Linked DNA regions of Homo sapiens: region 2 is linked to region 1. Evidence: chromatin loops called from intact Hi-C (ENCODE). Cell type or tissue: pancreas. All regions are shown on one strand. Each heading gives the region's core, and the rest is flanking DNA. Links, peaks and the distances in the headings are about the cores only. Region 1 overlaps MYH11 (myosin heavy chain 11). Region 2 overlaps ABCC1 (ATP binding cassette subfamily C member 1 (ABCC1 blood group)).

Evidence for each region. Peaks named below come from ENCODE experiments on the same cell type or tissue, not always from the same donor. Only the 100,000 strongest peaks of a DNase experiment are listed, where the experiment ranks them.
Region 2: a loop joins it to region 1, with 2.4 times the contacts of the local background. A loop is called at or near these places in 8 of 110 quality-filtered maps.

Annotation. Positions count from the first base shown.
Region 1 is chr16:15,769,601-15,781,074 of GRCh38, reverse strand. It overlaps MYH11 (myosin heavy chain 11), which reads left to right. Exons shown (of 41, transcript NM_002474.3): 7 at 2,232-2,295; 8 at 4,899-4,997; 9 at 9,363-9,506. Among named protein-coding and RNA genes, the nearest start is that of MYH11, 82 kb to the left of the region's middle. In pancreas, for the core only: no CTCF peak of the experiment used is centred there; no DNase peak of the experiment used is centred there.
Region 2 is chr16:16,137,825-16,149,298 of GRCh38, reverse strand. ABCC1 (ATP binding cassette subfamily C member 1 (ABCC1 blood group)) reads right to left here. Exons shown (of 31, transcript NM_004996.4): 30 at 10,741-10,935; 31 at 6,246-8,126. The coding sequence ends at 8,018. Among named protein-coding and RNA genes, the nearest start is that of ABCC6, 80 kb to the left of the region's middle. In pancreas, for the core only: a CTCF peak has its summit at 6,121; no DNase peak of the experiment used is centred there; H3K27ac peaks cover 688 bases.

The DNA of each region.
Region 1 (11,474 bases), core at 3,108-8,107:
ATAAAGTGCATTTCAGCATATCAATGCTCGGGCCAGGCCACACCAACAGAAGACACAGTAAGAGACAGACACTTAGGTCTATCCACGGCGACAGCTACAAATACAAGGAAAAGGGTCAAGTTCAGGCACTGATGATGTTGGCATGGGATTTTCCAGAATGGCAACTGACTCTCAGTGAAGCGCTGAACCAAAGAACAATCTTCTCTAGAGTCACACAGATGGGATATTCTTGTATTAGAACAACATTTTAAACACTTGTTAATGCTTTCATTTAAAAGCATAAAAATCTAGACCAGGCACAGAGTGGCTCACACCTGTAAACCCAGCACCTTGGGAGGCTGAGTTGGGAAGATCACCTGAGGTCAGGAGTTTGAGACCAGCCTGGCTAACATGGTGAAACCCTGTCTCTACTAAAAATACAAAAATTAGCTGGGCGCAGTGACACATGCCTGTATTCCCAGCTACTCGGGAGGCTGAGGTGGGAGAATTCCTTGAACCCGGGGAGATGGAGGTTGCAGTGAGCCAAAGTCACACCACTGCACTCCAACCTGGGCGACAGAGTGAGGCTCTTGTCTCAAAAAAAAAAAAAAAAAAAAAAAAGCGTAAAAATCTAAAGTCATAAAGGTTAGGTTCTAAGCCTGGCTAATTACAAACAGATTTTTACCTCCATGAGTGGCAGGTGAGACATTGGAAGAGTCATAAGGGATATAGACAAGGATTGGCATCAGAGACTCTCCAGGTCATTGCAGGACTCCCAAAATATCCTTGGCCCCACTGTTCACTAACAACAGCGGCCCCCCCCCAACATGTGACAAGCCAAATAATGGCTTCCACCGATTTCCAAAATCTCCATAGCAGATGTGCCGCCTCCACTGAGAAGCACTGCGTTTGCATGTTCCAATTCTGTGCAATGTTTCTAGCCTGTCATAAATGGAAGCACGTGCAAGACAAATCCCTAAAAACATCCTCCACTCACTGGCGTCCCTGCCATCTTGGGAAGGAGAGTGAAGAAGGTGCCTGGGCCTTGCCTGTGACCAGCCGGCTCTCCCTGGCTCCATCTGGGATATGGTCATCCCAAATCACTCTACTGCATGTTTCCCAATGGGGAAAGTTTGAAGGTTTTGTCAAGGACTGAGCAAGCCTAGGGGATTGTGTCCACACACGCCAACACTTCCCACCATGTTATGTCATGATGGGGGAAAAGGATGAAATCCTGTCTCACCTGTTGAGGAAACAGGAAAAGGGTTCATGCCAACAGATGGAGGATTGGGTTCCATCCTTGGTTTCATGGCTTAGCTGAGGCAGGTAGATAGGGCCATCTTTGGAGATACTTGTTGAGCCTCTAGGGCCAGGAACATGAGCCATTCCTGCCTAAAGGACATCCTACACAGGGCCTGCTTGGGCAGTGTGGCCAATGCATACTCACCTGTCCCACAGAAAAGGTTTAATCCATAGTTGGATGATGTGGATGTTTTGGAGCAGGGTGGGGTCTGGGGAGGGAGCCCTCTAGCCCCTGAATATGGAAAAACCTTCTTTCTGCTTAGGGCCCTACCTCTCAGGAGCAACGTCACGTTGGACAAGTCACTTGATCTCTTTTAGCCTTAGTTTTCCCAGCTTTAAAATGGGGATAGTGGGCTGGGTGTGGTAGTTTACTCCTGTAATCCCAGCACTTTGGGAGGCTGAGGTGGGAGGATTGCTTGAGTGCAGCAGTCTGAGGCCAACCTGGACAACACAGTGAGATCCTATCTCTACAAAAAAAAATTTAAAAATTAGCCAGATATGGTGGTGCATGCCTGTAGTCCTAGCTGCTTGGGAGGGTGAGGTCATGGGGAAAAGGGGATTGCTTGAGCCCAGGAGTTCAAGGTTACAGTGAGCTGTGATTGCACCACTGCACTCCAGCCCTCGCTGACAGAGCAAAACCTTGTCTCTAATAAATAAATAAGTTTTTTTAAATAGGGATAGCCATGATGGACTACGGTCATTGCAAAAGCCGAATGAAATTGATCTGTGAACATGTTTTACACGTTCTGTTGCTGTCAGGCCTGGGGTGGTTTCAGCTCAGCAGATGTTGGTTCCGCCTGACAACTTGACCTGTGGGGTTCTGAGTGTTCGCAAGAATCTCCCCGCCCCACCTCCCATCCTCTGTACCATCTGCCTCCTGCTTGCCCACAGCATGGGGTTAACGGCTGAAGTTGGGCAGCAAAGCCTGAACTGTGTTTTCCTGTTGGCAGGGCAAATTCATCCGCATCAACTTCGACGTCACGGGTTACATCGTGGGAGCCAACATTGAGACCTGTATCCTTTCCCTGAGCCTGGGCCAAATGGGTACCCCTGCCCCCTACCAATCTCCTGCCCAGAGGCTGGGAGAGTCCAAGAGCCACCTCTATCTTTCCAGCCTCTTAGGTTTCTTCCAGAACAAATCTCCCCTTAACAGCAGGCATTGTGGTGCAGTGGTTATACATGTGTGGACCGGACCCCTGGTTTGAACCCTAAACAAGCAGCCTAGGCTGCATGTGATGCTCAAATGATCTGTCCCTTAGCTGAGTGACCTTGGGCTGGTTACTCCACCTCTCTGTGCCTCATCAGCAAAATGGGGATGATAATGAATGGTACCTGCCTCATAGAAATGTGAGAATAGAGTGAATGAACTCATATAAAGCTCTAGGCACCATGCGAGGTGCAGAGTAAGGGCTGGCTACGTAGTGTCTATCGTATGATCTTCACTTCATCCTTATTCAGCCATTGTCCGAGGCCAAATTCTGGACCTGTCGTCCTCTTAGAGAGTTGGTCTGTGATCGGCTCCACTTCTTAGGTAGGAAATTGATGAAAACAGAGTTTACCCAGAAGAATGCTGGTATCGCAAGGAACAAGTAGAGCATCTCTTTCATGAACCTGAGCGGTGAAGTGGAGCCAAGTTAGAAATTTCTGGACGTGGGGGAACAACCAGGTCTAGAGTTCAGTGACTGATCAGCCTCAGGAGCTTTGCAGGCGGCCCTAGGGCTCAGGCTTCCTGTGGAACACGTGCTTGGCAATGTATAGGACCTGGGGGCCTGACTTAGCTTCTTTCTGCACCTGAGGTCCTCTAGCAGCACCTAGTGGTCCCATTTTTCCACGTTATGTGCCCTGGATAAGAGGGTGGGTTGTGGAGTAGCTTCCTCTCCACTGTACTTGTCTAAGCTGTGGGGATTTGGGAAAATCACTGAAGCTCTCTGGGCCTCAGTTTTGCCTCGGTAAAATGGGGGTGATTGCACCTAGTTTCTGGAGCTGGTGCAGGGGTTAAATGAAATAATATGCATAATAATATGCACAGCCCTTGGTACGGTACTGGGCCCAAAGTGAGCATCTCATAGGTGGTGGCTATTGCGTTAACTCAATGTTTTCTACGTTTCTACTTTAATCTGCCCAAACCAGCCAGGATTCCCATCCTGCAGCTAGGAGGGCTGTCAGGCTTCGGTCAAGTCCAGAGCCAGGGCCCTCTTGTCCTGCAGCCCTGCACACACCTCTCAGCAATTCATTTCCTGTGTTTAGAGCGAGCCCCAGGCATAGCCCCGTCCTTCTGGCCTCAGCCTTCCTTTTAGATCAGTGGTTCTCAAAGTATGTTTCCAAACCAGCAGCATCAGCATCACTTGGGAGCTCTTTAGAAACACACATCTCAGCCAGGCACGGTGGTTCACGCCTGTAATTCCAGCACTTTGGGAGGCCGAGGCGGGCAGACCACTTGAGGTCAGGAGTTCGAGACCACCTGGCCAATATGGTGAAACCCTGTCTCTACTAAAAATACAAAAATTATCCAGGCGTGGTGGCATGCACCTGTAGTCCCAGCTACTCAGGAGGCTGAGGCAGGAGAATTGCTTGGATCCGGGAGGCAGAGGTTGCAGTGAGCCAAGATCACACACTGCCCTCCAGCCTGGGTGACAGAGCGAGACTCTGGCTCAAACATACGTGCGTGTGTGTGTGTGTGTGTGTGTGTATGTGTGCGTGTGTATACCCATGTACACCATGAGAAAGTCTGAGAATCACTGCTTTCCAGATTGGACATGGGCTGTGGTAGCCCGGGCACTGCTAGCTGGCTTTAGGACTTGAAGAAGACAAGGTCTGCTGATCTAGCCCCATCATCCCGCACCATCATGCTTAGTGCTGTGGAAATCCACCCAGTACAGTAGCCCAGCCTCCCAGCTGCCCTCTCCCATCACCCCGGACCCTGTGATCTCCATGCCACCCTCACCTGCCCTCCCCTCTGCTCTCCCTCCTGCCACCCCGCATCGCGGAGAAGCTCTCCTGAAATTAATTAGTGTGGCGTGTTTACGGTCTCTCTCGCCTCCATCCCGTCAGACCCCACTCTTGGAACAGAGGGCATGGAAGACAGCTTTGCCACTTGTTAGCTGTATCATCTTGAGAAAGGACTTCTCTTCTCTGAGCCTCAGTTTCCCCTTATTGAAAACACCGATAATAGTTGCACTTATTTCCTAGCATACTTTGTGAGGCTTCAGTGAGACAATTTATATCAATCATTTCACACAGGAATGAATCATAAATCATAGGATCATAGATGGTGTCATTATTTGTATTCTGTCATGTCTGAAGACAGCTCATTTTAAAGAAGATTTGCTGGTGATGGCTGTTAGGGGAACATCTCGTTACCATTACCTTCTTCCTGGAGCCTTTTTATGCTTTTTCTTTTCACTCTATTCCCCTCCCTTTTTTTTGCATCTGAAGTCTGCTGGCAGCACCCAGCGGTTCCATTTGTCCATAGGGGCAATGGTCAAAGTTAGACATTACCGATCCCAGGGGTAGAACTGGAAAGTCATCCCATGTGAATTGGGTGTGACAGGGATGGAGGTGGAAGACCAGAGGAACACCCGCAGTATCCCCAGAATCCCTAACTCCCTCCAAACCAGATCTGCTAGAAAAATCACGGGCAATTCGCCAAGCCAGAGACGAGAGGACATTCCACATCTTTTACTACATGATTGCTGGAGCCAAGGAGAAGATGAGAAGTAAGTGACTAGCAATGACATGTGATTGGATGGCTTGAGCCTTCCCTTTCATCAGAATCCGGGGTTAAGGGATTGGCTATTAAAACAGTCTCAGATCCTGCCAGAAAGGACCATGTCTGTGAGTGACATATGAACAGTTCTTCATCTCCTCCCAATGAGTGAGTGTGGCTTGTGTTCAGTCATTCTCATTTACTGAGCACCTACTATGTGACATAGTAGCCATCAACTCCAATTAGACATTAGATCATTAATGATTCATGTCTCATTAGACCAGAGAGCATCAAGTCCAACTAGACACAATCTACGCCTTCAAGGAAAGGGAGAAAGACATTTGCCTTACTTGCCAATTTATAAAACTTGCAAATATAAAAGATGCATTCTGGTTTTATAAGGAATTTGCAGGGGCAGCAGGACTAAGCATTTTTCATTATACATGTTTTGCCAGTGACTTTGTAGAACAGGGGTCAAGACTTTTTCTGTAAAAGGCCAGATAGTAAATCTTCAGGCTTTGCAGGCCAGGTGGCTTCTGGCACAGCTATTCAACTCTGCCATTGTAATACAAGAGCAGCCACAGGCAATATATAAACCAATGAGTGCAGGCAACACATAAACCAGTGAGCTCAGGCAACACATAAACCAGTGAGCTCAGGCAACACATAAACCAATGAGCACAGGCAGTACATAAACCAATGAGCACAGGCAGCACATAAACCAATGAACATAGGCAACACATAAATCAGTGAGTGCAGATGCATCACTGTGTTACAATAAAACTTTATTTACAAAAACAGGCAGTGTGCAGAAGTTTGCTGACCTCTGTTGTAGGGAAAAGTTTTTTTATGTAAATATAATACACTGTATACCAAACTCCAGTAGGAAGTTATGAGTTCTGGACCTGCAGCTGTTTACTAACTCTTAAAAATATATACAAATCGCATAGCTTAAAAAAGGAATGGATCAGTGACTATCTGTACATAGTAGAGTCTACATGTTAGTAATAAGTTTTGAGTCTGAAATTCTATGGGAACAATACAGACTTTGCTTCCCATCTCTTTTGTGGCCCAAGGTTAGTTATTTTGGTTAAGACAGTTACCAAAAGGATCTGTGTGAGCTCAGAACTTCGCTGTGTCGGAGTGTATTGTAGACCTCAGCTACTAGGGGGTGGCATTATCCATTATTTAAATTTCCAGGGTGGGGCAAAGTGGCTCATGCCTGTAATCCCACACTTTCGGAGGCAGAGGCGGGCGGATTACCTGAGGTCAGGAGTTTGAGACCAGCTCGGCCAAGATAGTGAAACCCTGTCTCCCCAAAAATACAAAAATTAGCCAGGTGTGGTGGCTGGCGCCTGTCATCCCAGCTACTTGGGAGGCTGAGGCAGGAGAATCACTTGAACCTAGAAGGTGGAGTTTGCAGTGAGCTAAGATTGCACCACTGCACTCCAGCCTAGGCGATAGAGTGAGACTCTGTCTCAAACAATAAAAATAAGTTTCCTTAATGGCTGGCTTTCAGGAACATAGGCTATGAGGTGGAGCAATTTTTGGTAAAGGGGGAATGCTGAATGGATTTTTTATGTACCAGCAAACATGGTATATTAGCAGTTACAGTGCAGGACCCTGTGGAATGGGCCAGGGAAAAATGTTGACATTCCTTTTCCTTTTATTTGGCACCCAAGAAAACAGTTTGGTTGTTTGGTACCTTGGGTTCCAGTTTTGTGCTTTGCCTCTGGTCTTCCAGAAATGGGCAAGTATAGGGCTCAGAACTAAATTCCCAGGGGCCGTTTGTATTCTAGATGATAGAACTGGAAAGATGTTAGGCTTTTAGAAAGAACCAAATATTGCTAAATGCATCCAAACTCGGGATAATGAAGTCTTGGCAAAGACCTCAATCCTCGTGACTTGAATCAGGCATTTCAAGTTAATCCAAAAGTTTGAGTTAACTGGTGCCTTCAGTCAATTTAACCTCGAGTTTATCAAGCAGCTTCCAAGTGACTTGACCCATAAAAGACCTTGATTTTGAAAGAAAAATATCTTGCTGACGTCTCTCCAAAAGTATAACCGAATCCATCCTAATTAAAGATTGATCTGGAAGAGGATCCTTGATGTATTGGAGGGTATAATAAAAGCAAATGGTGCAGGAGAAAGAAAGGCAATTATAAAGTTGGGGGTGGGGGAGAAGCTGAACAACAACAAAGGAAATGTAATCATAGGATACAGTTTGACACAGAATATCTAATTAATGTCATAAAAAGGGAGTTGGCAAACTGTTTTTGCTAAAGGGTCAGTAGTAAACGTTTTAGACTTTAAGGACCAGATGGCCTCTGTTGCAACTACTCAACTCTGTTGCCTAGTGAGAAAGCAGCCATGAGAAATAAACAAGGACATCAGAGCAGCTGTGTTTCAATAAAACTTTATTTACAAAAACAACAGGGGACCAGATTTGCCAACCTGTGATATAAGCCTTATATATTGATTCAACTAAAAATAGCTGGGGGTGGCTGGGCACGGTGGCTCACACCTGTAATCCCAGCACTTTGGGAGGCTGAGGCGGGTGGATCACCTGATGTCAGGGGTTCAAGACTAGACTAGCCAACATGATGAAACCCCGTCTCTACTAAAAATACAACAAATTACCTGGGCATGGTGGTGGGTGCCTGTAATCCCAGCTACTCGAGAGGCAGGAGAATTGCTTGAATCCGGGAGGCAGAGGTTGCAGTGAGCAGCCAATATCGCACCACTGCACTCCAACCTGGACAAAGGTGAAACTCCCTCTCAAAAAAAAAAAAAAAAATAGCTGGAGGAAAGGAAAGGTAGTATAAGAAAGCTGCATTTTTGCCTACCATAGCAGGAAGTCACTAGATACTATCTAAACTTGACATATCCAGAAATCGCCTATTACAGCGATTGTGCTTTGCCTCTGGTCTTCCAATAGGCCAAAAGCACCTGTTACTTTTGGCACTGAGGACTGGTTTCCTGGAAGAAAAGTTTTCCACAGACTGGGCGGGCAGGGTTGGGGGGATGGTGTGGGGATGATTCACGTGTATTACATTTACTGTGCACTTTATTATTACATTGTAATATACAATGAAATAATTATACTAGTCACCATAATGTAGAATCATTGGGAGCTTGTTTTCCTGCAGTCCCATCGGGGGGTGATGGGGGACAGTGACAGATTATCAGGCATTAGAGTGTTATAAGGAGGGCACATGTGCAGCTCACGATAGGGTTTGCGCTCCTATGAGAATCTAATGCTGCTGCTGATCTTATGGGAAGCGGAGCTCAGACAGTGATGCAAGCGATGGGCAGCAGCTGCAAATAGCGGATAAAGCTTCACTTGCTCACCTGCTGCTCACCTCCTGCTGTGTGGCCCAGTTCCTAACATGGACCGGTACTGGTCTATGGCCTATGGGTTGGGGAACCCTTGGCCTATGATATGTAATACATAATGGTATATACATTATAATAGGCTAGTATATATAGCAAGCCTATTGTACAGAGAGATAGTGGTAACTGCCAGATAAAAAGCAGCTAAAAGAGATAAAAGCAGGTATTATGGAGTAAGGTAGAGTTGGAGAAGGGATGTGACAGGAGAATGCTATTTTTCATTATAAACCTTTGGTAGTAATTGATTTTTAAAACTCATGTGCCTGTTTGAATTTGATAAAAATTTTATAAATACATGAATAAGGCCAGGTGCGGTGGCTCACGTCTGTAATCCCAGAACTTTGAGAGGCCAAGGTGGGTGGATCACCTGAGGTCAGGAGTTCAAGTCTAGTGTGGTCAACATGGTGAAACCCCATCTCTACTAAAAATACAAAATTTAGCCGGGCGTGGTGGCGGGCGCCTGTAATCCCAGCTACTCAGGAGGTTGAGGCAGGAGAATCGCTTGAACCTGGGAGGCGGAGGTTGCAGTGAGCCGAGATCGCGCCACTGCACTCCTGCCTGGACGACAGAGTGAGACTCCGTCTCAAAAAAAAAAAAAAAAAAAAAAGAGTAAAGGTTGATCTAACTCTTCTGACAGCTTTGTCTCTGAAGGCTGAAGGCAGGGTGCCTCTAGACAATTGAGGTAAAGGCATCCCTTCCTCCAGGTAAATGTAACTTCGTGCCAGGGATTGTGGCTTAGCAAGCAGAACCAAGGCTGGATATCAGCTGCAGTCACTGGAGCAGTGCACAACCTGCACCGCTGTGTAAGGCTGGCAGTGGTTGGTGAGGCTGTCTACGTGACGATGCGTGAGGGCTTTAAACGGTTCAAGCCTTGATAAAGGGAAAGGAATTATGATGGCCCAGACCCTTGACCAGATCTCGGTCTCATGTTGAAATTAGAAGTATGTCTTATTGACCCTGACCTGTCTTCCTCTCCTTCTAGGTGACTTGCTTTTGGAGGGCTTCAACAACTACACCTTCCTCTCCAATGGCTTTGTGCCCATCCCAGCAGCCCAGGATGATGAGATGTTCCAGGAAACCGTGGAGGCCATGGCAATCATGGGTTTCAGCGAGGAGGAGCAGCTATGTAAGCCTCACACCTTGAGTCTGGAGGGTAGCTTGCCTGGATACCAGTGGAACCTGTTAAGAACTCTTCTCTGGTCAGGACAGATTTCTGCTCTCTGAATTCCCCACCTTCCATTAAAAAAAAAAAAAAAAAAGGAGGAAAATGAATTTTATTCTAGGTGGTTTGTTTGTGTTGTAGAAAAGTGGCTGTATAACTAGGGTTGCAAGTAACCCGAGCTGGCTTAAACCAAAGGGAAAGTGACTAACTCAGAATGTTGAGAAGTTCAGGGAGGTTAGGCACAGTGGTTCAGGTCTGTAATCTCAGCGCTTTGCGGGGCCAAGGTGGGCGGATCACTTTAGGTCAGGAGTTCGAGACCAACCTGGTCAATTTGGTGAAACCCTGTCTCTACTAAAAATACAAAAAAAAAATTAGCCAGGGCTGGTGGTGCACACTTGTAGTCCTAGCTACTCAGGAGGCTGAGGTGGGAGGATTGCTTGAACCCGGAAGGCAGAGGTTGCAGTGAGCCAAGATTACACCACTCCACTCCAGCTTGGGAGATGGAGCTAGACTCCATCTCAAAAAAAAAAAAAGTTCAGGAATTCAAGCTTCAGGTACAGTGAGATCTAGGTGTTCAAAAGATTTTTCTAGAACCTAATTTCTTGTCTTCTATCTCTCTCGACTACATTGTTTCTCTATAGGATGCAGTTTGTTGACAGCAACATAGCTGGGTTCCAGCCCTTATATTCTTTGGGTTTATGTCCAAAGAACAGAGTAGATTCCCGGCTTAAGTTCCTGAATGGAGTGTCATTGACTCTGATTGGTTGGCTTAGGTTGATATGCACATTCCTGAGCTATGCAGCATAGGCAGGGTTGTGGAAAGCGCAGGGTGGTTTCATTATGGTCCCTAAGAATGGATTCTTGGAGCTGAAGGTAGAGATGTTGGCCTCATCAGGAACATGTGGGCAGGGTTTAGGGGAGGGGGAGTGATCGAGGCAGTGGATTTACTCAGGCTTTTCCTGGAGGGGTTGCTCTGGTGATCAATTGATATTGATCAAAATCATCCAACCAATGGCCAAGAAACACACTGGGTCTTGAGAACAGGACAGCTCAGAAAGAAATTCTTGGTCGGGACACTGTGTTTCCAGAAACGATTTTCCTTCTGCGTTAGATGTGCCTCAGTGTTGAAGGTTAATCTCTTTCAGGAACACCAGGACAGAACTGTGGAAAGTTTCCCTTCCTTCCCACGCCTACGCCCGTTTGGAGCCCCAGAATAGCACTGAGGTTGCTGAAATGCTGCATAAGGGGAGGGGCAGCTCCTCCGAAGATAACTTGGGGTCTGGAAAATTAGGCTGTATGGGTCAGTTGACAAATGGATGGTGTATGTGGGTCTTGGCCAGGGTCCCACATCAGAATCTAGTGCTGATAGCCTCCTTGTCTGAATGACATAGGCCCTCCAAGAATGATTCATTTCATTTGGGACAGGGGTCAGTTTTGCTTCTAATCTTGCTTTTAAATAACAATGAACAATGGTTAAGTATTTGCTGTGTGCCAGGAATTTACCAAATCCTTTTTTCTTGATGTACTACACTGTTCAGTATAGTTTTATTTAAATAATAAAAAACTGGAACAGGCTGGGCACAGTGGCTCATGCCTGTAATCCCAGCATTTGGAGACACTGAGGCAAGAGGATTGCTTGAGCCCAGGAGTTCGAGACCAGCCTGGATAACACAGTGAGACTCTGTCTCTACAAAAAAAATAAATAGAAAAAAACTGGAACAAACTAAAATAGGTTGATTAATAGAGGGTTTATTAAATCATTGTCTGTCCTTGTGAAAGAAAACAATGAGACCATTTAAATTGTTTTGCTGGGCATGGTGGCTCACGCCTGTAATTCCAGCACTTTGAGAAGCCAAGGCAGGCAGATCACTTGAGCTTGAGTTTGAGACTAACCTGGGCAACATGGCAAGATCCCTTCTCTACAAATAATAC
Region 2 (11,474 bases), core at 3,799-8,798, 370 kb before region 1:
CTCACTGCAACCTCCACATCCTGGGTTCAAGCAATTCTCCTGCCTCAGCCTCCCGTGCAGCTGAGATTACAGGCGTGCGCCACCATGCCTGGCTAACTTGTGTAATTTTTATTAGATACGAGGTTTCAGCATATTGGCCAGGCTGGTCTTGAACTCCTGGCCTCATGTGATCCACCCTCCTCGGCCTCCCAAAGTGTTGGGATAACAGGCGTGAGCTACCGCACCTGGCCGAGTTTGGTGTATAATTTTAAAGCTCCCCCATAGGATTCCAATGTGCGGCCAGGACTGAGAACTACAGCCCTCGCATCTCCTGCTGCTCCTCCTCCCCCACCAGAGATGAGCTCCAAGGACACAAAAACCAGGTGCCCCCCCATGCCAAGCATGGGTCCTCTCCACGCATGAGAAAGTCAAATATGCAAGTTTGGTTTCCAAAACAAACAACAGAGGAGCCAAGACTTCACAGCCCTCAATGGGAGAATTTGCCCGAGGACTTGGTTCTTTTTTTTTTTTTTTTTTTTTTTGTCCGAGACAAAGTCTCACTCTGTCACCCAAGCCGGAGTGCAGGGGTGCAATCTTGACTCACTGCAACCTCCACCTCCCGGGCTCAAGCGATTCTCCCACCTCAGCCTCTGGAGCAGCTGGGATTACAGGCGCCCACCACCACGCCCAGCTGATTTTTGTATTTTTAGTAGAGACGGGGTTTCACCATGTTGGCCAGGCTGGTCTCAAACTCCTGACCTCAGGTGATCCGCTGGCCTTAGCTTCCCAAAGTGCTGGGATTACAGGCGTGAGATACTGTGGCTGGCGGGTTCATTTCCTATATGTGGTTGCTAAAAACCAAATTCCAGCTCCCTGGGGGCGCCCCAGCACCCGTCGGAACACCTGGAGTGTTTCTGTTCACAGTTCCGCTCCAGATGCTGCTGACAGCCAAAGGCTGGACCCGGCTGAGCGTGGAGAACTTGCTGTAACCAAGGGTGGTCAATGCACAGCTTGTTGCATTCCTCACACATTTCTTTTTTTGTTTTTTGAGACAGAGTCTTACTCTGTCACCTAGGCTAAAGTGCAGTGGCAAGATCTCGGCTCACTGCAACCTCTGCCTCCCAGGTTCAAGCGATTCTCCTGCTACAGCCTGCCGGGTAGCTGGGATTATAGGCACCCACCACCACACCTGGCTAATTATTTTTGTATTTTTACTAGAGACGGGGTTTCACCATGTTGGCCAGGTTGGTCTTGAACTCCTGACCTCAGGTGATCTGCCCACCTCGGCCTCCAAAAGTGCTGGGATTACAGGCGTGAACCATCATGCCCAGCCTCCTCACTCCTCTTTCTGACAGCGGTCAGTATATTAATACTGGACTCACCAAACCAGCTGCAGGCACCGGAAAAGAGGGACTAAGTCTAAAGTAGCCAAGCCTAAGGCCACACATAGATCGCTGGGAAGGGCAGCGTGAGACATTAGACAACTCCCTAGATCCTAACATTATGTATGCTAGTCAGGGAGTCTCACTGACCTCGTGGCATTGCCGCAAGAATGACATAATACATGGATATGTGTTCGTGGAAGCACAGAAGGCAATCCCCCAGGCTTTCTGAACCTTATTGACACGTGGGGCCAGATAGTTCTGTGCTGTGGGGACATGTCCTGCACATCGTAGGACGTTCAGCAGCGCCCCTGGCCTCTTCTTCACTAGATGCCAATAACATCCTCCTTCTACCGCCACCAGACTTGTGACACTGCCATTAATCCCCCAGGGGGTCAAAGCCACCTAGTTGGGCCGGGTGCAGTGGCTCATGCCTGTAATCCCAGTGCTTTGGGAGGCGGAGGCAGGTGAATCACTTGAGGTCAGGAGTTCGAGACCAGCCTGGACAACAAGGTGAACCCCTGGCTCTACCAGACATACAAAAATTAGCCGGGTGTGGTAGCAGGTGCCTATAATCCCAGCTACTCTGAAGGCTGAGGCAGGAGAATCGCCTGAACCCAGGCAGAGAAGGTTGCAGTGAGCCAAGATCACACCACTGCACTCCAGGCTGGGTGACAGAGCAAGACTGTCTGAAAAAACACAAAACAAAAAGACCCACTTGGTTGAGAATCCCCGGTCTAACCTGCCCCGCTGCCATCCATCATCCACAGATACTTGAGCAGTGGCTTTGCTGGTGTCAGGGGTGGCAGGGCAAGAACTCCACCTTTTCTTAAGGACACAGGGCCTGCTCCGCCCATCAGGTCATGGGACTTTCTGATGGCCCATCCTCACAGGTTTTGTGATGCCCCTTTTGGCCTGGAGTAAACTTCTAACTGCAGCTTCTACCACCTTCAAAGTGGGGCAGGAAGTCCGCATTCTTGACCTGCCCCTAGTCATGCCTGCAAAGCTGTGGACCCACAACTACCTATTCCTAGCTCCATTTCACAGGTGAGGAAACTGAGGCTCAAGGGGTTGACATGACTTGCCAAGTTGACCCAGTCAGTAAGGACAGAGTGGGGATCTGTTTCTGGGTGTAATACCAAAGTCATTGCACAGGACACATTTGTCCTTTAGAGAAAGGAAGGGCGGCAGATGCAGCCTGTCTTCTCTGGCTGGAGCTGAGCCACCTGCCTTGCAGAGTGACCCTAGGCAGGGGCTGCCATGTGGGCATTTGGCAAACTCAGCTGGGGATGACCCAGGGCCACCAGACTCTCTTTCCTAGGCTGTGTGCCAGGGAGCAGAGGGTGGGCCACAGGCGGCCAGCACGTGGGAACCGGCACCTGCCAGCCTGCTAACGAGACTGCTGTTGGGCCCACACCACGGCAGTCTGGAGACGCGCCAGAGGGGATGCCCAGGCCATTAATACCCCCGCCATGGGCTGCTGCCAGTAGGGTCTGGCTGGTGGGTGGAACACGAATTTCATCCATCAAGGCTGCAGACTTCCTCTCTGGTCAGTGCCTGCGCCCAGTAGACTCTTTAAAACTCAACAGTCCACCTCGCCACTGCAAACACGTAACTACGTATACCTGACACTGCTTTAAATGCCCGCCACGCACGCATTCAGTGGACCAGAGGAGGAAGCCACCTCACTGGGCCCCTTACTGGAACGTTTTGATGAGGAAGGTACTACCATCAGGCCCTTTTGACAGATGAGAAAACAAACAGAATGAGTGGCATCTCTGCCCAAGCAGTGTGGCTTCAGAGCCCGTGTCCTCACCATCAGTCACTCACTCTGTCACCCAGGCTGGAGTGCAGTGGCGTGATCTTGGCTCACTGCAACCTCCACCTCCCAGTTCAAGCAATTCTTATGCCTCAGTCTCCCAAGTAGCTGGAATTACAGGCACTCGCCACCACACCTGGCTAATTTTTGTATTTTTAGTAGAGACAGGATTTCACCATGTTGGCCAGGCTGGTCTCGAACTCCTGACCTCAGGTGATCTGCCTGCCTCGGCCTCCCAAAGTGCTGGGATGACAGGCGTGAGCCACCGTGCCCGGCCAGTGCGTGTTTTCATAAGGTCACTACAGCCACCAGGTTGAGGACACTGATGTGTGTGTGGGGGGCTGGGGGCAAAAGCCTCGAGACCACTGTGGCAGCTGTTGTAGGGATGCAGGGAGAAAGTGGGGTGGCTGGGACCAGCGTGGTGGCAATGGGAGGACGGGGAGTGGATAGATTCTGGGTGTTTTGCAGAAAATCAAACAAATTTGCTGTAGGACCCGATGGTGGGTGTGAGGACAGATGAACAGTTCAACACTGGAAAGCACCAGCCCCCTCCTTACGCCTCTCTGGTCTGGGGGGATCCTTTCCAATGTGGAGAGTTCTGCACAGTGAGGCCAGGGCCAGCACGTAGTAGGTACAAAACAGAGCTTCCTTCCACAGTACTTCCACTCCCCTGGATGAGGAGTTATGCCTCACTCTGCCTCCTCTTCATAAAGTGGATTAAACTTGAACTCAGCCCCGGATTCCACCTGAGCATGCAGCTGCCCCACCCCAAGACACTGGCACAGATGCACACCAGGTGGAGCTCTCTGGGACTGCTTAGGATCTGACCTGGGATTTTAAGACTCAGGGTCAGGCTTTGAGATCTAAACACATCTCACATCCCTATTAAGATTCCCGCTGGTAGATCCAACTACTACTCTTTTGAAATGGAGTCTCGGCTTGCTCTGTTGCCCAGGCTGGAGTGCAATGACTTGATTTCAGCCCACTGCAACCTTTATCTCCCACATTCAAGCAATTCTCCTGTCAGCCTCCCCAGTAGCTGGGACTACAGGCATGTGCCACCATGCCCAACTAATTTTTGTGTTTTTAGTAGAGACGGGGTTTCACCATGTTGATCAGGCTGGTCTTGAACTCCTGACCTCAGGCAATCCACCCGCCTCAGCCTCCCAAAGTCCTGGGATTACAGGCGTCAGCCACTGCACCCAGCCTCAACTACTTCTAATTTAACAAAAAAAAAGTTTTTATATAGAAAGAGTTCCACTATGTTGCCTAGGCTGGTTTTGAACTCTTCAGCTCAAGCAGTCCTCCTGTCTCAGCCTCTCAAAGTGCTGGGATTACAGGCATGAGCCACCTCGTCTAGCCAATACTGCTAATTCTAATAGTCACAACGTCACCAGTTTTTCACTGGGCACCTTCATACTCTGTGGTTCCTAATGCAAGCCAATGACATCATTCAGGCATGAGCCACCATGCCCGGCTGGCTGATACTACCTATTCTAATGGTTATGACCTTACTGGCTTTTCACTAGGCACCTTCACACTCTGCAGTCCCTAATGCAAGCCAACAGTTTCAATGGGGCATGAGTCACTGCACCCAGACACTACTACTCATTCTAATGGTCACCACCTCGCCGGCTCTTCCCTGAGCACCTTTGTACACCACAGTCCCTAGTGCAAGCCAACAATTTCAATCAGGGGACAGGAAAGCTTGAGGGAACAATGGCAGTGCTAGAACGTTCTATCTGCACATGTACTTGGTGCATGGTTTTAGGTGTGGCAGAAATGGTGTGCTCCCCAAATACAGACATTCCTTACTGCCCAGACTCACCCAGTTCGAAGTTAGAAACCGAACACACTAGTCTGACTACTCCGCTATCCAAAACTCCAGAACCACATCAGTTAGGAAAGGGAGAAATCCTTCTCTTCCACAGGCACCGCTCCATTTCCCAGCTCCCGCAGTGGTTGGGTTGGGGCCATGTGACTCATTTTGGCCAATGGGCTGTGAGTGGGATTAACTGCGTCAGTTCCGGTTTCAGACACAGAAGAGTGGGTGAGAGTCGTCCACTCTCCCTTCTCCCACTGTGGGGACCTGGAGGCCAACCCTTGGGAGGCCATGTCACAAAACCAGGACAGCCTGGATCACTTGTCACAGGGAAGTCACCTACCCTGGAGAGGCAGCTGACCCTCACCAAGAACTGCGTGAGCAAGAAATAAAGCCTTGTGATCATTTCCGAAGATTTTACGGCGAATTTGTTACTGCAGCGCAGCCTCGCCTCTCTGGACTAACATAAAGGGATTTTCAGGCCAGGTGCCTGAACCCCAGCACTTTGGGAGGCTCAGGCAGGAGGATCCCCAGAGCCCAGGAGTTTAAGAACAACCTGGGTAACATAGCAAGACCCTGACTCTATAAAAATTTTTAAAAATTAGCTGGGCACATGCCTGTAGTCCCAGCTACCCAGGAGGCTGAGGCAGGAAGATTGCGTAAGCCCAGGAGTTTGAGGCTGCAGTGAGCTATGATCGTGCCACTGCACACCAGCCTGGGCAACAGAGTGAGACCGTGCCTCTAGCAAAAAAAAAAAAAAAAAAAAGGGCAGGGGGAGGGCAGGATTTTCAAGGATCGTTCTGGCCACATGTGATTTCTGCCTCGCCTGTGTCTTAGAACCTGACCGAGGCTACGAGTACCGCACACATCACTGCTCACAGGGTAAGTACGATCAGCCTCATTTTACAGACAAAGCAAGTGAGGCACAGAGGCTGAGTGACTTCCCCAGGGTCACAAGAACAGCAAATGACAAGAGCAGGACTCAAGCCAGGGTCTGTCCAACCCCAAAACCTGGGCTCCGTCCACCTTGCGGCTGTCCCGCCTTCCCACTAAACCCCATCTGACTAGTGATCTCTACAACTTGCCCTTTCTGGCAACAGCTCCCACTAGAGGCGACTTGTTGTCAAAAGGAAAGAACAGAAACAGGAAGATGCCACATCCTGACCCTGCAGAGGACATGGCTGGAACCCTCGCCGAGGCCCCAAAGGAAAGGGAACCATTCTTTAGAAAGAAATAAAATATATAGATATATATATATTTTTTTACTGCAAATGTTCGCATTTCCAGTGTAAGTCATTACAAAAGGATCCCCCAAAACTTAGTTTATCTAATGTGAAAGAATGGTATAACTTACAAAAAATAAATATATGCGTTTTCGCCTAAAAGAAAGATGCTCTCTGGGTTTGAAGTCGGCGGCGTAATTCTTAGCAAGTCTGAGTCTTGGGGCAGCCTCAGCTCTGGCTGCCTTCCGGATTCCACTTTGGGCTCTAACGAGACACCTTAAAGAACAGGCTTTAAAAGATGCTGCTTCCCTGTTTTCTTCCAGGAACACAGAGACCAACACGGTTTCAAACACAGGGCGAGCTTCTCACTATTTCCTGGGAATGTTACTTCTCAGCCCAACACTTCTATTCCCAAGAAGTTCAAGTTTTGAGACTGTTTTTCTCCCCGGAACAGTACTTAAAAAAAAAAAATCATTGATATTCAAAGATGGGTTCTTTTCGTGTCCTGGAAGAGCATCAGTAACTAAATATCAAGTTCTCCACAATGCTGCCCCCCCTGGGGGGCTAACCGGATGCCAAGGGAGAGAATTAACATCTAAAAACAAGGAAAAGACTCAAGGGGACATTTTTTTGGTACCCACTGGTAATACTTGGGAGGTATTTCGTGTTCTTTACTTTGAAAGCTTCATAACCATGAGCAGGTACCATGAGAGGGAAAGAAAAGAGGTGGTAAGAAAAAAGAACAAAATCAATCAACACTGTAAGCAACCAACACTGCTTTGGGCCAGGCCCCTAACACATTTTTCTGCTAGGACTGGCATAGTACCTTCCAGCTGGTTGCTCACTCTCAGTCTCTATTTCTAGTCAAGGTCAAATTCCCATGAGGCCATCTCCTTAATATTTACCCCACATCAATCATGGTGGGAACAGTAATAACAGCATTGATTGTTCTTACAATGTTGAACAAAAGAAAAAAGGGAAAGCCTGGAGTCGGGGTGGGTGGGGAGGGAAGCCCCAGGTGGAACGTCGGCCCTGAGACAATCCCCTGGCCCTACAGTTCCAGGTCCAGGTTAGCCGTTAGTCCAACCAGGTCCCTTCCAGGAGGACAGGCGTGGGAGTGCAGAGGCTGCCTCTGGCCCAAAACGAGAACTGGTAGAGCTGGCGCTGAGATGCTGGTTCCCAGCTTTTGAGTGCCTGGAAGACCAGATGTTGGTAAGAGGACCATCCAGGGCCCTGGGACACTGCCAAGGGGAGAAAATGATTTTCTCCAGGCCCCTCAACCACAAAACTGCAGCCCCAAGGAAATGAAGCGTTCCTGGTAGACCCAGACAAGGATGTTAGAGGTGATGGGAGCCAGAAGCATCTCAAAGACTTGCAGTCCACAGACTTCGGCTGGAGAGATCCGAGGCAGTAGGCTGAATTTGGTCACTAGGATCTTCTATACAACCAATTCCTCCAGAAGTCTGGCTGCCAAAACTCCTCCGTGGGAAGCACCAGGAAACCACTTGCATTCCTGGGGGCGTGAGGCTGTGTGTCTGTCTCAGGGCACCAGGGGCAGGGTGTGCGTGTTTTGGGTGGTTCGCATCTCTGTCTCTCCTGGGTCTTCACAGCCAGTTCCAGGCAGGGGACCGGATGGCGGTGGCTGCTGCTTTGAATATGTTTTGGTTGTCTGGGTTTGGTTTTTATGTTTTGGTTTCAGTGTGGGAGGCTTGGTTTACCAGGGGTACTGACTCCTCCCTGGGCGCTGGCATATAGGCCCTGCAGTTCTGACCAGATATGCCAGCTCTGGGGCTCACACCAAGCCGGCGTCTTTGGCCATGCTGTAGAAAAGACCTCTCTGCTGCAGGAGGTCCGATGGGGCGCCGTACTCCTGGATTTCTCCTTTGTCCAAGACGATCACCCTGAGGGAGAGGGGATACAGACATGAGGGGAAGGGGAGGGGTGAGCACCTCGTGCCCCTGGGACAACTGACCTGGGCAAGTCACTGCTTCGGGTCAGGCCCCTAACACTTTTTGCTAGGACTGGTGCAGTACCTTCCAGCTGGTTGCTCACCCTCAATCCCTATTTCTAGTCAATGTCAGATTCCCATGAGGCCAGCTCCTTAATATCTACCCCACATCAATCATGGTGTGAATGGTATTAACAGTGTTGACTGTTCACATTCACTGTTCCATTACATTCAGAGTAAAATAAAAAGATCTTACCACAGTCTACAATAACGATTGGCAACATTTTTCTGAAAAAGGCCAGATAGTAAATACTTGAGGCTCTGCAGGCCATATGCTTTCTGTTACAACTACGCATCTCTGCTGTATTTATAGTGTGAAAGCTGCCAGAGACAACAGGAAAATGAACAGATGTGGCTGCGTGCCAATAAAACTTTATTCATAAAAACACGCAGGGGGCCAGATCTGTGGCCTGTGGGCCATAGTTGGCTGACCCCTAATATTTTAGGTCCTGTAAGATTTGACACTGCCCACTTCTGTCCTCATTTCTATGTCCTATATTTCAAAAGCACCAACTCAGCATCTGCCACTTAGTAGGTGGTACTCAGTGAACTAGAAACATCATGTCAGCTGGGTGCAGAGACTCACGCCTATAATCCCAGCACTTTGGAAGGCTGAGGCAGGAGGATCACTTGAGGCCGCAGTGAGCTGTGATCCCACCACTGCACTCCAGCCTGGGCGACAGGGTGAGACCCTGTCTCAAAAATATATAAAATAAAATAGAAACTCATGTCACTTCCCTGCTTAAAACCTTCCAATGGCTTTATAGGGCTCTTAGAGTAAGTTCCAAGCTTCTCACCGTGGTTACATGGTGCTCTAAGATCCAGCCCCTGCCTACCTTTCTGGCCTAATCTCCTGCCCCTGTCCACTCAATTCCAACCTCTAGGTACATGGCCTCCTCATGCTAGCCTTCAAATTCATTAAGCGCATTCATTTTTACATTCGGCTGTACCGGCTGCCTAGAATGTTCTTCCTTTAGATCCAAGGTTGGCAAACTGTGGCCTGCAGGCCAAATCTGACCCCTTGCCTGTTTTTATGAATAAAGTTTTATTGGAACATAGCCATGCTCATTCATTCGTGCACTATCTATGACTGCTTTCACACGGCAACACTGGAGTCAAGTGGCTGAGAGGCCATGTGGCCCACAAAGCTGAAACTACCCCGGCCCTTAAGAACAAGGTTGCAGATCGCTGTCCCAGATCTTCTCAAGGCTGACTCCTTTTCATTGTTCAGGTCTCAGCTAAAATGTCACCTCTTCAGAGATGACCCACACAAAACTCAAAACCCCCCAGGACCCTGGCACTATGGCAGCATTCTGACTTTTGTGGTCCCCGGCACTGATGCCTACGGAGGTGGCTTTCTCCACACAAAATGCTAGAAATTCTATTTTATGACTGTGTTAGTATAAATAAAATCCAGGTTGGATTATATTCTTTTTTTTTTTTTTTTTTTTTTTGAGATGGAGTCTCACTCTGTTGCCCAGGCTGGACTGCAGTGGCACAATCTCAGCTCACTGCAACCTCCACCTCCCAGGTTCAAGCAATTCTCCTTCCTCAGCCTCCCAAGTACCTGGGATTATGGGCACGCACCACCACACTTGGCTACTTTTTGTATTTTTAATGGTGACAGGGTCTCACCGTGTTGGCCAAGCTGGTCTCAAACTATCGACCTCAGGTGATCTGCCTGCCTCGGCCTCCCAAAGTGCTGGGATTACAGCCGTGAGCCACCGCACCTGGCCTGCTTCTGATTTTTTAAAAAAAATAAAACCTTTTTGTGGGCCCCACGCACTGGGCCTGCAGTGTTCAATGGAAACAGTGGCCCTGCCCAGCACTCGCTATCCCGTCTCCTTGGCAAGCGTCCTTCCCAGCACCTGCTGCCCTCTGGAATCCTGTTGGTTTATTGCTCTGTATATTTTTTGTCTCCTCCATCTAATAAGCTACTTGGTCCTGGAGGCAGGGACTTTGTCTGACAGCAGCCTACAGAGTCCCCAGTGTCTGGGAACACCGCAGGTGCGCTGACGTGAATGAATGACTAGATGATATTAGAAATACCTGGTACCACTGGGCACAGCGGTTCATGCCTGTAATCCCAGCAATTTGGGAGGCGGAGGCGGGCAGATCGCCTGAGGTCAGGAGTTCGAGACCAGCCTGGCCAACATGGCAAAACCCTGTCACTACTAAAAATATAAAAGTTAGATGGGCGTGGTGGCACATTCCTGTAGTTCCAGCTATTCGGGAGTCTGAGGCAGGAGAAATGCTTGAACCCCAGAGGCAGAGGTTGCAGTGAGCCGAGATCACACCACTGCACTCCAGAGATGAAGCGAGACTCTGTCTCAAAAAAAAAAAAAAAAAAAGAAATAGCTGGTACCATCCAGGATGAAGAGAGGATCCACCCACTGGGGCTGTCACTAGGGATAAGGACAGTGTTGAATGAATTAATGAATTAATGAGTGAGCCAGTGAGTAAGGCAAACTCCCAAAGCCTAGAGGCCACTGTGCCAGTGGCATCACCTTGTGTAGTCCATGATGGTGTTGAGCCGGTGGGCGATGGTGAGGACGGTGCAGTCCTCGAACTGTGTCCGGATGGTGGACTGGATGAGGTCGTCCGTTTCCAGGTCCACGGCTGCCGTGGCCTCATCCAACACAAGGATCTTCGTCTTCCTCAGCAGGGCCCGGGCTAGGCACACAAGCTGGCGCTGCCCGACACTTGACCGGAAGAAAAAAACCAGGAGATAGTGTTGGGTCAAACCACCCCTGACCCTGAACCTAGGCCCAGGCTGGGAGAAGCGAAAGGAGACACTCTATGTTGCTTGACCAGGAAAGCATGTCCACTCCCAACATCTGTGTCTGCAGCAGACATCACTAATCAATCAGAGCACATCTCCTATTCAGCAAGATGCAGGTTCAGAATCATTCTCAAAACAGCAGCTCACACCTACAATCTGAGCACTTTGGGAGGCTGAGGTGGGAGGATAGCTTGAAGCCAGGAATTTGAGACCAGCCTGGGCAAAAAAGCAAGACCCCCATCTCTCCAAAAACAAAAATAAACAAATTAGCTGGGTGTGGTGGCATGCTCTTGTAGTCCCAGTTACTGGGAGGCTGAGGCAGGATTGCTTGAGTCCAGGAGTTAGAGTCCGAGATCAATCCACTGTACTCCAGCCTAGGCAACAGAGTGAGACACTGTCTCTTAAAAAAAATAAAATAAAAAAAAAATAAGAGCCGGGCACAGTGGCTCACACCTAGTA